Linked DNA regions of Homo sapiens: regions 2 and 3 are each linked to region 1. The links are chromatin contacts, found by Hi-C or POLR2A ChIA-PET in ENCODE. All regions are on one chromosome and are shown on one strand. The core of a region is the stretch at or near the end of the contact, and the rest is flanking DNA. Distances in the headings are between cores, read along the strand shown.

The links. Hi-C counts contacts between places; a loop is a spot of excess contacts on that map. ChIA-PET counts read pairs that join two places held with the same protein, here RNA polymerase II (POLR2A). Pooled maps may share reads with other maps.
Region 2: a loop to region 1 is called in a pooled map, with 2.9 times the contacts of the local background. The contact joins two enhancer-like sites. A Hi-C loop is called at or near these places in 3 of 168 maps with a recorded cell type or tissue (B cell, GM12878 and OCI-LY7), 33 of 37 single-sample maps with no recorded cell type and 10 of 50 pooled maps. POLR2A ChIA-PET finds 5 or more read pairs at or near these places in 4 of 52 experiments (B cell, HEK293, OCI-LY7 and 1 more).
Region 3: a pooled map shows a loop between it and region 1 (1.9-fold over the local background). The contact joins two enhancer-like sites. A Hi-C loop is called at or near these places in 1 of 168 maps with a recorded cell type or tissue (posterior vena cava), 3 of 37 single-sample maps with no recorded cell type and 5 of 50 pooled maps. POLR2A ChIA-PET finds 5 or more read pairs at or near these places in 1 of 52 experiments (WTC11).

What each region holds. Positions count from the first base shown.
Region 1 is chr13:110,469,899-110,473,185 of GRCh38, reverse strand. COL4A2 (collagen type IV alpha 2 chain) reads right to left here. Exons shown (of 48, transcript NM_001846.4): 29 at 36-257. Among named protein-coding and RNA genes, the nearest start is that of COL4A2-AS2, 8.3 kb to the right of the region's middle. RefSeq lists enhancers at 1-222, 951-1,090, 1,211-1,260, 1,271-1,510, 1,581-1,680 and a silencer at 3,250-3,287. Within about 2 kb of position 1,250, at least 11 of the 41 ENCODE cell types and tissues checked have a DNase peak (open chromatin) inside an H3K27ac peak, as active enhancers do; they include GM12878, where a contact is called at or near this core.
Region 2 is chr13:110,725,306-110,728,592 of GRCh38, reverse strand. No RefSeq gene overlaps it. Among named protein-coding and RNA genes, the nearest start is that of ING1, 13 kb to the right of the region's middle. RefSeq lists an enhancer at 1,826-1,965. Within about 2 kb of position 1,697, at least 5 of the 41 ENCODE cell types and tissues checked have a DNase peak (open chromatin) inside an H3K27ac peak, as active enhancers do; they include GM12878, where a contact is called at or near this core.
Region 3 is chr13:110,643,746-110,647,032 of GRCh38, reverse strand. It overlaps CARS2 (cysteinyl-tRNA synthetase 2, mitochondrial), which reads left to right. Exons shown (of 15, transcript NM_024537.4): 12 at 943-1,066; 13 at 2,550-2,648. Among named protein-coding and RNA genes, the nearest start is that of NAXD-AS1, 29 kb to the right of the region's middle. Within about 2 kb of position 2,037, at least 5 of the 41 ENCODE cell types and tissues checked have a DNase peak (open chromatin) inside an H3K27ac peak, as active enhancers do.

The DNA of each region.
Region 1 (3,287 bases), core at 1-2,500:
GGATGGGGCCCCCGGCTCCCCGATGGGGCACTCACCTCTGAATCCAGGGGGGCCTCTGTCTCCGGGAAGGCCTTTAAGCCCAGGCTGTCCAGGCACACCAGCATCTCCCCGTGGCCCGGGCTGAGCTCCCAGGACTTCTCCAGGGAGGCCCCTTTCCCCAGGGGGCCCATCTGGCCCTGGCAGGCCGATGGGACCTGGGGATCCATCTGGGCCAGGGAGGCCCACTGCACCTTTGGATCCTCGGGGTCCTATGAACCCTAAAAGGAAACATGGGTGGGCCCCAAACCACAAGTTAGCATGGTGACGTTCTAAGAGAAGAGTCAAAAAGAGGCTGGAAACAGCAAAAATTTGGCTATGGGGTCCTCAGAAGGCATTCCTCAGCTCGAGCCCTTGTCCCTGTCGCCCTTTTTGGAACCTACAACCTTCGCCATGTCGTTCTGTTGGTTATGTTTCTTCTGCTTGCCCCGCCATTCGGCCCCCCAGCCCTAAAACTGAGTGAAGGTGGACAAGCCAACAACGCCTCCTTGGACCTCGATTTGCATAATTCATGGGTTCCCCTGCTTTGCAAATAAGCCCCAAAGAATAGCTTTTTGTGGGACCTTCTAGGTTGTGCTGAGTGAGGAACAGCACTTCGGGATGGAAAATCCCAGGGAGGCAGGAACGAACAGGGCCGTCAGAGCCAAAACGCTGCCTGCCGTAACATCTCCCTGGTAGAAACCCGTCACTGTCGGTTGGGAAACGCTTCAAAGAGGAACGACACCCCTCTGTTGTATTGACCATGAAAATCATCAAGTCCCAATCCCAGCACTTTGGGAGGCCGAGGCGGGTGAATCACGAGGTCAGGAGATCGAGACCATCCTGGCTAACACGGTGAAACCTCGTCTCTACTAAAAATACAAAAAATTAGCCAGGTGTGGTGGCGGATGCCTGTAGTCCCAGCTACTCAGGAGGCTGAGGCGGGAGAATGGCGTGAACCCGGGAGGCGGAGCTTGCAGTGAGCCAAGATCGCACCACTGCACTCCAGCCTGGGCGACAGAGTGAGATTCCATCTCAAAAGAGAAAAAAATAAAAAGAAAAAAGAAAATCATCAAGTCCCATCTGCGGATGGAGGGAAGGCAGCTGTCCTGTGTCTTTTGTGGGTGCCACTGGATAAAATGATCTCATCAGGTCACTTCCTTTTTCGGTGCAGTCAGCCCTGACATGGCCTCAGAATGAACTCCCACAGCTGACAGTCACGCAGTGCTCAGAAGGAAAGGCTTCTGAGGTCACCACCACCCCCGCTGTGCATGCAGGAGAGAAGCCTGCAACGATGAGACTGGCAGGTGATTCTGTGGGACAAGATCAAGTACACGGCAGGCTCGGCACTCCTATGTATGGATACGGAAAAGGGAATGTTTTCTGTGTTCTGTGGGGTGTATCCCACCAAAAAGATCCAATGAGCAGGGCCCGGGGACCTCCTGGGCCGGTAAAGCCATCACTGCCTGGGAGCTGGGAGTAACTGGAATACAGAATAAAGGATCTGGATTAACCTGACGTTAATCAGCTAGACCGTACTCAGAGTTTTAACGGTGTGATTTACTCACAATGAAGAGACATGACTTTCACTGGCAATGTTACAAACTGTACCCAGGGAGCCATGCACTTGGGTTTGCATGTGTGGGTCTTAGATCTGGAATAGACTCTCTGATTTTTGCAATCCTTGAATTGGGCATTTTATCCTCTTCTGCATGTGGCGACAGAAGGGCAGTATATTTCAGCACCATAAAAAGTGACATGCGTTTCAGAAACTGATCAGTTCCTCAATCACCACCCACCCCCAGCCTGCCCCAGCCTCCCTGTTCATGACGTAAGGGCTCACATTTGATGGTGGAACAGGCTCCCAACTCACGTGGGCAACTGTCCAAATCACCTGATAATGGGTGCATCCCATCCATTCCCCCCTACAGGGGAGCCCCGTGTGGCGTTCACGCACACATGGCTGGGCACTCCAATCACAATTACCAGAGAACTTTCATACTCACAGCAAGAAGCTGTTCAGGAATTATTATCCTTCTCTCAAAATCATGAATGCTTAAACTTAGTATATATGAAATCATGAGAGTGGCAATGTTACACTTCTAAATATTTAGACACTTCCAGCAGGGCAACAAAACCACAGAGACCAACCCCTGGGGCAGAGGCATGGAGACTTCCTTTGCTTCATTCGAATGCAGAGTTGTTTTTACCAGGGCCTTGATACAGACACAGGAAGCCTGCTTCCCAATTTTGCAAAACATGGAGAAACGCATCATATGAAAGGAAACAGGGTCAGGGTTTGGAACAATCCCTACGGGCTGCAACACAAAATTCCGAAAGATACCATCTATCAGGGACGGACAGACACTTCTGCATTGAGGCTTAAATCAGCTATCTGAGTGGAGGTCAGGGGAGGGGCAGGGTTCAATTAGTCTTCACTGGGAACATTTGCAAGATGTTCAACCTAAGGGCGCAACAGTCCCGATGTTCTGTGTGATATTCCAGACATGGGGAGCGCTTTATTCAGTTTCTAGAGCCCAGTTGGAAAAGAATCCTGATAAGTGGGGGTCCTAGAAGGTTGCTCAGAATTCCAAGGGCATGGAACGATGTCATTAAAAGAAAGTATGTGTTCCCGGGGTCAGTTCTGCCTGTTCATGAGACGTCTGTGGGAGATGTGGCCGCCTCTCTCAGGGTGTGTGGTTATGAGGAAGTCAACTGTGTGGCTCAGGAACAGCCCGGTGAGAACTCCCTGGGAGGCAGGCTGTATTCCAGGGAGGAACTTTCTAGCAACAAGAGGGTTCCAATGTGCCACAGGTTCTAGGTGACAAGTGGGACTCCAGCAGAGGCTGCAGGAACCTGCCCAGGACCCTGTGGAAGGATGTTTCATCTCGGGTGGAAAGTTGTCCACAATGGCTTCCATGGTTTCATTAGACAAACACTATTGAAGATGTGTGCGGCCTGGCACAGTGGCTCACGCCTGTCATCCCAGCACTTTGGCAGGCTGAGGCGGGCAGATCACCTAATGTCAGGAGTTTGAGACCAGCCTGGCCAACATGGTGAAATCCCCGTCTCTACTGAAAATACAAAAATCAGCCAGGTGTGGTGGCACATGCCTGTAATCCCAGCTACTCAGGAGGCTGAGGCAGGAGAGTCGCTTGAACCCAGAAGGCGGAGGTTGCAGTGAGCTGAGATTGTGCCACTGCACTCCAGCCTGGGTGACAGAGCGAGATTCCATTTCATTAAAAAAAAAAAAAAAAAAAAAAAGACGTGTA
Region 2 (3,287 bases), core at 448-2,947, 250 kb before region 1:
GAAAAAAAAAAGAATTAAACTTCTTGGTCGAGTGTAGTTTTCAAAATTTGCAAAGTGAAATGGTTCTTACCAGCCTTCCAAGATGCCAAGGAAGGTCATCCTTGTATATCTTGACTTTCAACTACCTCATATTATTGAAGATCTTTGTGTCATAAAAGTATTTCATTGTTAGTTGACTTCTAATTTCTCATGTTTATGGAACAGATTGATGGTGCAAAGAGTCATAAATATTTTGAAAATTGTGTATATTGGCCATGGAAAACTATAATTTCCCCTCTTCCATCTAACTTTTACTTACTTTAAAATACAAAAATTAATTTCCATTCCCTGAACACATCCCAATTAAAGGGAAAAGAATTAAGCCAGAGCCAGTAGCTGTCAGGGTGGCACAAGCGTCTATTCAAACACAGCACCTATCAGGGCAAGTGTTTGTTTTTGGTTTTGGTTTTGTTTTTGAGACGGAGACTCGCTCTGTCGCCCAGGTTGGAGTGCAGTGGCATGATCTCGACTCACTGCAACCTCTGACTCCCGGGTTCAAGTGATTCTCCTGCCTCAGCCTCCCGAGTAGCTGGGACTACAGGCAAGTGCCACCACGCCTGGCTAATTTTTTGTATTTTTAGTAGAAACGGGGTTTCACCATGTCGGCCAGGATGGTCTCAACCTTCTGACCTTGTGATCCACCCGGCTCAGCCTCCCTAAATGCTGGGATTACAGGCTTGAGCCACCACACCTGGCCGGGGAAGTGTTTTTAAAATGGAAAGATTTGCTCTAACATAGCACCTGACTGTCCACAACAGACTCCAGCAGCTCAGTGTCCACCACACCATCTACCCCTTGGCCACGGTGAGCCTCGTGGATGGGTCTCCACCTGGTCCGCACTGTGTCTGAACACATCTGTGCTGCAGAGAAAAATCCTTGCTGCGGTGTCCTCATTGCTCTTCCGATTCCTGAATTTTCTGACACTTCTCTTATCTTTCCTGTCTTTGCTTGAGACATAGTCAATTATTGTTACTTGCAACCAAAAGATGCTCAAATAATAGAGAAAATAAGTATTTATCTAACAATTTCTTATGTTAAATAAACACTTTGGGAGACAGCAAACTGTTTCCAGGCATCTTTGTAAATGGATACATTGTTAAACTCTGTGATTGATCATTACATTTGTTTTTATAAAATTTTATAATAAAAATTTTATAATAAAAATAAAATTTATTAAATGTAATAAAAATATTACATTAATGTCTCAAATATTACATGTCTCAAATATGTAATGACATTACATGTCATTACATGTCTCGTTACATTACATGACATTACATGTCTCATTACATTAATGTCTCAAATATTAATCATTTAGAAATATTGCATTTCCAATGGCATACAGATTTATCCAAAAATATTCCCTTCACACAAATCAAACTGAAATTCCCTTTTAGGTGTGTTTTTAGAACTGGTTTCCAAGTTAGAAAAGAAAATGTTTCATGTTTAAATGTCAATTCTTGGATTCAGGCTTTACTCTACACGTCTTTATTAAAGGCCTATGGCTTAACACGAGAGACCCACGGTTCCTAACGTCCACATAAATGAGAACAGGTGCACCCATGAAACAGCATGGCTGATGAAGCGGGGGAGTGGCTCTGGCCTGGAGTAACAGCACTTCATCCTGCCGGCAGCCCCACCACCAACTCACGGAGTGCCTTTGAGGAAGTGGCTTCATCACCCTTGGGCCTCGGTTTCCTCACCCACACAGTGAAGAGATTGAATGAGATTTTCTGCCTACTCTGAATTCAATCAAGAGGTGAGTCAAAAGGAAGTTTAGTAGGCTCTGATTGCTACTAAAAATAAAAATTCGATGTATTTACTTCTGTGTTCTACAACGAGAAATGGAATTGTTTATAGAAAAGCAGCCATGGAGGACTTCCTCCTCGTGCAGCAGGAACCTGGCAGTGACCGCTAACATGCTAAGGGTGGACTTGATTCTCTTTAGCTGTAAGGAATCACAAGTCCATTTTTTAAGAATACATGTGTTAAACTAGAATAATTTGACCAAAAATATTACTCAAATTGTTATCTGTACAGTGCTCTAGCATTTCTGAAGTATTTTCAGACATTAACAAGTCTGGGCCTCCACTCCTGGGATGGGCATTATCACTGTCCTTATTTTGCTTCTGAGAACATTGGGTACAGAAGAGTGACTTCCTTGAGGTTAACCTGTGATAAACTAGTCCTGATTCAAATCTGACTTTGACTCTCATGCTGATTCTAGCACCGTGCATGGCTCCTAGTGAATTGCTTAAAACCTTGCAGGTAGGCTGGGCACGGTGGCTCATGCCTGTAATCCCAGTACTTTGGGAGGCCGAGGCGGGCGGATCACCTGAGGTCAGGAGTTCAAGACCAGCCTCACCAACATGGAGAAACCCCGTCTCTACTAAAAATACAAAATTAGCCAGGTGTGGTGGCGCGTGCCTGTAATCCCAGCTACTCGGGTGGCTAACGCAGGAGAATTGCTTGAACCCGGGAGGCGAAGGTTGCAGTGAGCAGAGATTGCGCCATTGCACTCCAGCTTGGGCGAAACTCCATCTCGAAAAAACAAAACAAAACAAACAAACAAAAACCTTGCAGGTAAATTACAATCCTAAAATTCACTGTAGGGCAAAACAAGAAACTTGAAGTAAGCATCCTGGTTTACCTGGAGGAAAATCAGAAGCATGAGAACTTGGTAGTGCAAATACCCGTGGCTCCTGCAGATCCCTTCATTCAGGCAAAGAAGCCCAGCAATTAAGACTTTTTCGCTCTCTCCTCCCGTGAGACCATGAGCGTTTCTTTCACCTTCTATGGCTTTCTCAGTTGTAAGACCCCCACAGAGCTGGGAGGACAGCACACTCCTGGCATGTTAGGCGTTCAGGGAAGACCAGCAGCAACGCCAGGTCCTGACCATGAGGAGGCCTCCGGGTGCCAGGCGGTGGTCAAGGATGCTGGTTTTGGAGCCAGATGCAGGGCGTTGGCCTTGTGCAAGTCAGGTCCCTGGCTGGAGTCTCAGCACCTTCATCAGGAAAAGCAGCCATTTTTTGGCAGGGTTGTCATAAAATATGAAGTATGCAGTGCTAGCAATGTCTAGCATATAGGAGGCAATAAATGGTGGCTATATTGATATACATACACCACGACACTGAGTACCTTTATTTAAAGTTGCCTGCTGAAACAAGCATTTTCTTGTTTCGTAGAAAATTCTACTTTAATATAAAATATTATACCATTGAAGAGTTTGGATGTGTAACTTGTGATGC
Region 3 (3,287 bases), core at 788-3,287, 170 kb before region 1:
TTGAAGGGGAAGAGGGGCCCCCAGGAGACAGGGCGCTGGACAGGAGGTTTGGGGTCAGGGACTGCCCAGAGAGGCCCCAGGAGACAGGGTGCTGGGCAGGAGGTGCAGGTGTGGGGTCAGGGGCTCCCCAGAGGCCACAGGGGACTGGGAGCTGGACAGGAGGTGTGGGGTCAGGGGCTCCCCAGAGGCCACAGGACACTGGGTGCTGGACAGGAGGTGTGGGGTCAGGGGCTCCCGAGACATCCCAGGGAGACGGCGCTGGCAGGAAGTGTGCCTGGGGCCCTCGGGCTCTGAGCCCCCTGCTCAGAGTGGCTTTGGGCTCGGGTTCCCTGTGCGAGGAGCGGAGCTGCTCATCCCTCCCAGTCCTGACTGTGAGGAGCCAAAATCTATAAAACACACAGGCCTGGGCCCACAGCATCGCCTCCACTCCCCACCCACGGGTGTCCTGGGCAGCGCTGCACATTCATCCCGGCATGCAGAGTCTTCCGGATGGTCTTGGTGATAACCCACCCCTGCCACTTCAGCAGGGTAGGCAGCCAGTGGCCACGGGAGGCTGAGATCCGGGAGCCCCGGGCTGGGCCTCCCCAGCCTCTCTTTGTGAGTGGTCAGCCGTGCCGTCTCTCCCCCACCGAGTCTTCCTTGCCACTCCCCTCAATATCTATTGATTTTTAAAACCATCATGAAAATGCCCACGTGTGTCTTGTATTTTAAGTGTCACAGGTGACCTCTGCTCTGGGACTTTTTCTTGGGGTAACATGACAGTTTGCAGTTGATGTTACATAATTTTCTGCTACTCAGGAACTCAAGTCTTTGGGAATATGACCTAGAGAAAGTCCCCAGATTAGAGCCCCCAGCGTCTCTCCCTGGGGAAGGACTGGTGTGGGGGCCGCCTGGGGAGAGTGGAGCTCCCTCTGCTGTGACTGTTCTCTCCTCTTCCCTCAGGCTCTCCAGCACCAAGAGGGCCGTGAAGGCGGCCTTGGCAGATGATTTTGACACACCCAGGGTGGTTGATGCCATCCTGGGCCTTGCACACCACGGGAATGGACAGCTCAGGGCGTCCCTGAAGGTAGCTCAACGAACAGGTGGCCTTGCGGTCCTGCTGCCAGGGGCATGGGTCGGGTCCTCTGGTGGGTTTTTCTCATGTCGGCTGGGTGGCATCTCTGCTGATTTCGCCTCCCGCAGCTTCTGTGGAGGAACTCATGGAGCCCGAGTCTGCCGCTGACACACGGGATGGCACCCAGCCTGGGGCTTGACCCTCCCGGGCCTCAGGGCCACCTGGGGAACAAGCTCTCAGGAGCCCCTGAGGCTGAGAAATTCTGTGTGCTTGATCCTCAGGGGACACATCTCATGTCCCCACTGCATTCATGGCCCTTTCACAGAGAGAGCTTTTGTGGGGAACTTTTTAAGGAAAGACCCATTTACCCCAAGGCACTGTTATGCAATCTGCACCCCAGTGTGATGACCACACCAAGCACCCAGGGGTCTGAGCCTGGACTCGTGGGTCACTGCAAGTGTTTGGCAGGTGGGACAAAGACCGTGAAGGCGGCGGCAGGCTTTGGTTCCTGCACGTCTGAGGGTCCCCTGCCAGGCCCTGGGAGGCGCTGCGTCAGGAGCCCCGTGACCTTTGATGACCCGGGAAGCCGAGGCTGTTTGTGCCTCTCCCACCTCTGGAAACACCTGGGGGTTCTGGCCACATGCTCTGTTAGTTGAGCATCTCTGTGGAGGTCTCCATCCCTGGCTGCGTGCAGTGTTGGGTTTCAGAGCACCAGCAGGTGGGGCAGGGTGCCATGTGCCCTTGCCGGGTGCCTTCGGTCCAAATACTGCAGACGCGCAGGGCTCGCCTCTGAGGGGGGCGGGCATTTGAGTCACAGCCGGCTGCAGGAACAGGCTGCCCCGCACTGAAGGCAGCCAGGCCGGGCTGGGGCAGGTCCCGCAGCCAGGCTGCTCCTGCACGGGAGCTCCTCCTCCTCAGCCCGTCCGCGGCCTCCTGCCTTCACCGCAGCTGCTGCCGGCACTACCAGGCTGGCCCAGCTCTAGGGCAACAGGGGCCTCTTGTGGCAAGGGGCGGGACAAGTAAAGAGGCTGGCTTTTGTCCTGCGCTTTTCCTTCCCAAGCTTTGCAATTCTGGGGCACCTGCAAACTAAGGCTAGTGTCACCCAAGGGTCTCTGTGCTTGGTAACTGATGTGAGCCACGTACCAGGATTTCCCCGTTTTCTGAGAAACCCAGCCCAGTGCCCACTCAGCCTCCACCTACCATGCGCCACCTGCCATACTCCACGGTCATGCTTCACCCGCGAAGCCTGATGAGCTAGTCACCACCCACATGACTGATGGGTAAACTGAGGCACAAGAGATTCCTCATGCACCTATAGTTGTATGGTCTGCAGTGAGGTAGCCGATGCCAGAGCTGTGTCCTCCCTCCATAGAAGCCAGGAGAAAGGCCAGACTGAAGTGACCTGCTGAAGCCTTTGTCTTTTGACATTGAATTCCGTTTGCCCACTGCCATCAAGACTGCTTTTAAGGAGCTTCTGCGACATGATCTCTTACAGGAACCTGAAGGGCCGAGAAGTCCTGCTGTGTTTGGTGCCATCATCTCTTACTTTGAACAGTTTTTTGAAACTGTTGGAATTTCTCTGGCAAATCAACAGGTAGGTCCTATTATTTTAAATGCTTAATTCTGGAATTTTCTCCATGTTGGGACAATAACCTTTACCCTTTTAACTTGGAATAGAGCATTATGATGCCACACTAATGTATTTACCTGTTTAAAAACATGTTACTTTCCTGGAAAAATAAACACACTCAGAGCCAATACTTATTAATTGGAATTGCACAATTCTACTTCTGCAGTTGGCAAACTCTCGTGCGCAGAACCAGAGATGAGTCCATCTCAGCAACAGAATGTCGCCAGCTCTGCACACACGTTTATGTTCAAAGACTCTCAGAATGTGCAGAAGTCACAGGCACAGTAAGAGAACATTTTTTCCTGACCCATTTGAGGGCAAGTTGGCGACCTGAGCCCCCTTGCCTGGCACATGTTTTGTACGGACAGGACGGGCTCCCCGACAGGCACGAGTCACCTGCACCTTCCCAGCGAGGCTCACCCTGGCTGTGCAGTGAAGGTGGACGCTGCCAGGCTTCTCCACATTCCTTCTCTTCCGTTGTAACTCAAGAGCATTTTTGCAAAGAGACTTGGATCCTATGAAAATGTCCTCTTCCTTATCAGGCTCACCTGAAACTCGTTTATTCTATCAATACAGATTTGAGGTTTCCTGCCTTATTCTTAA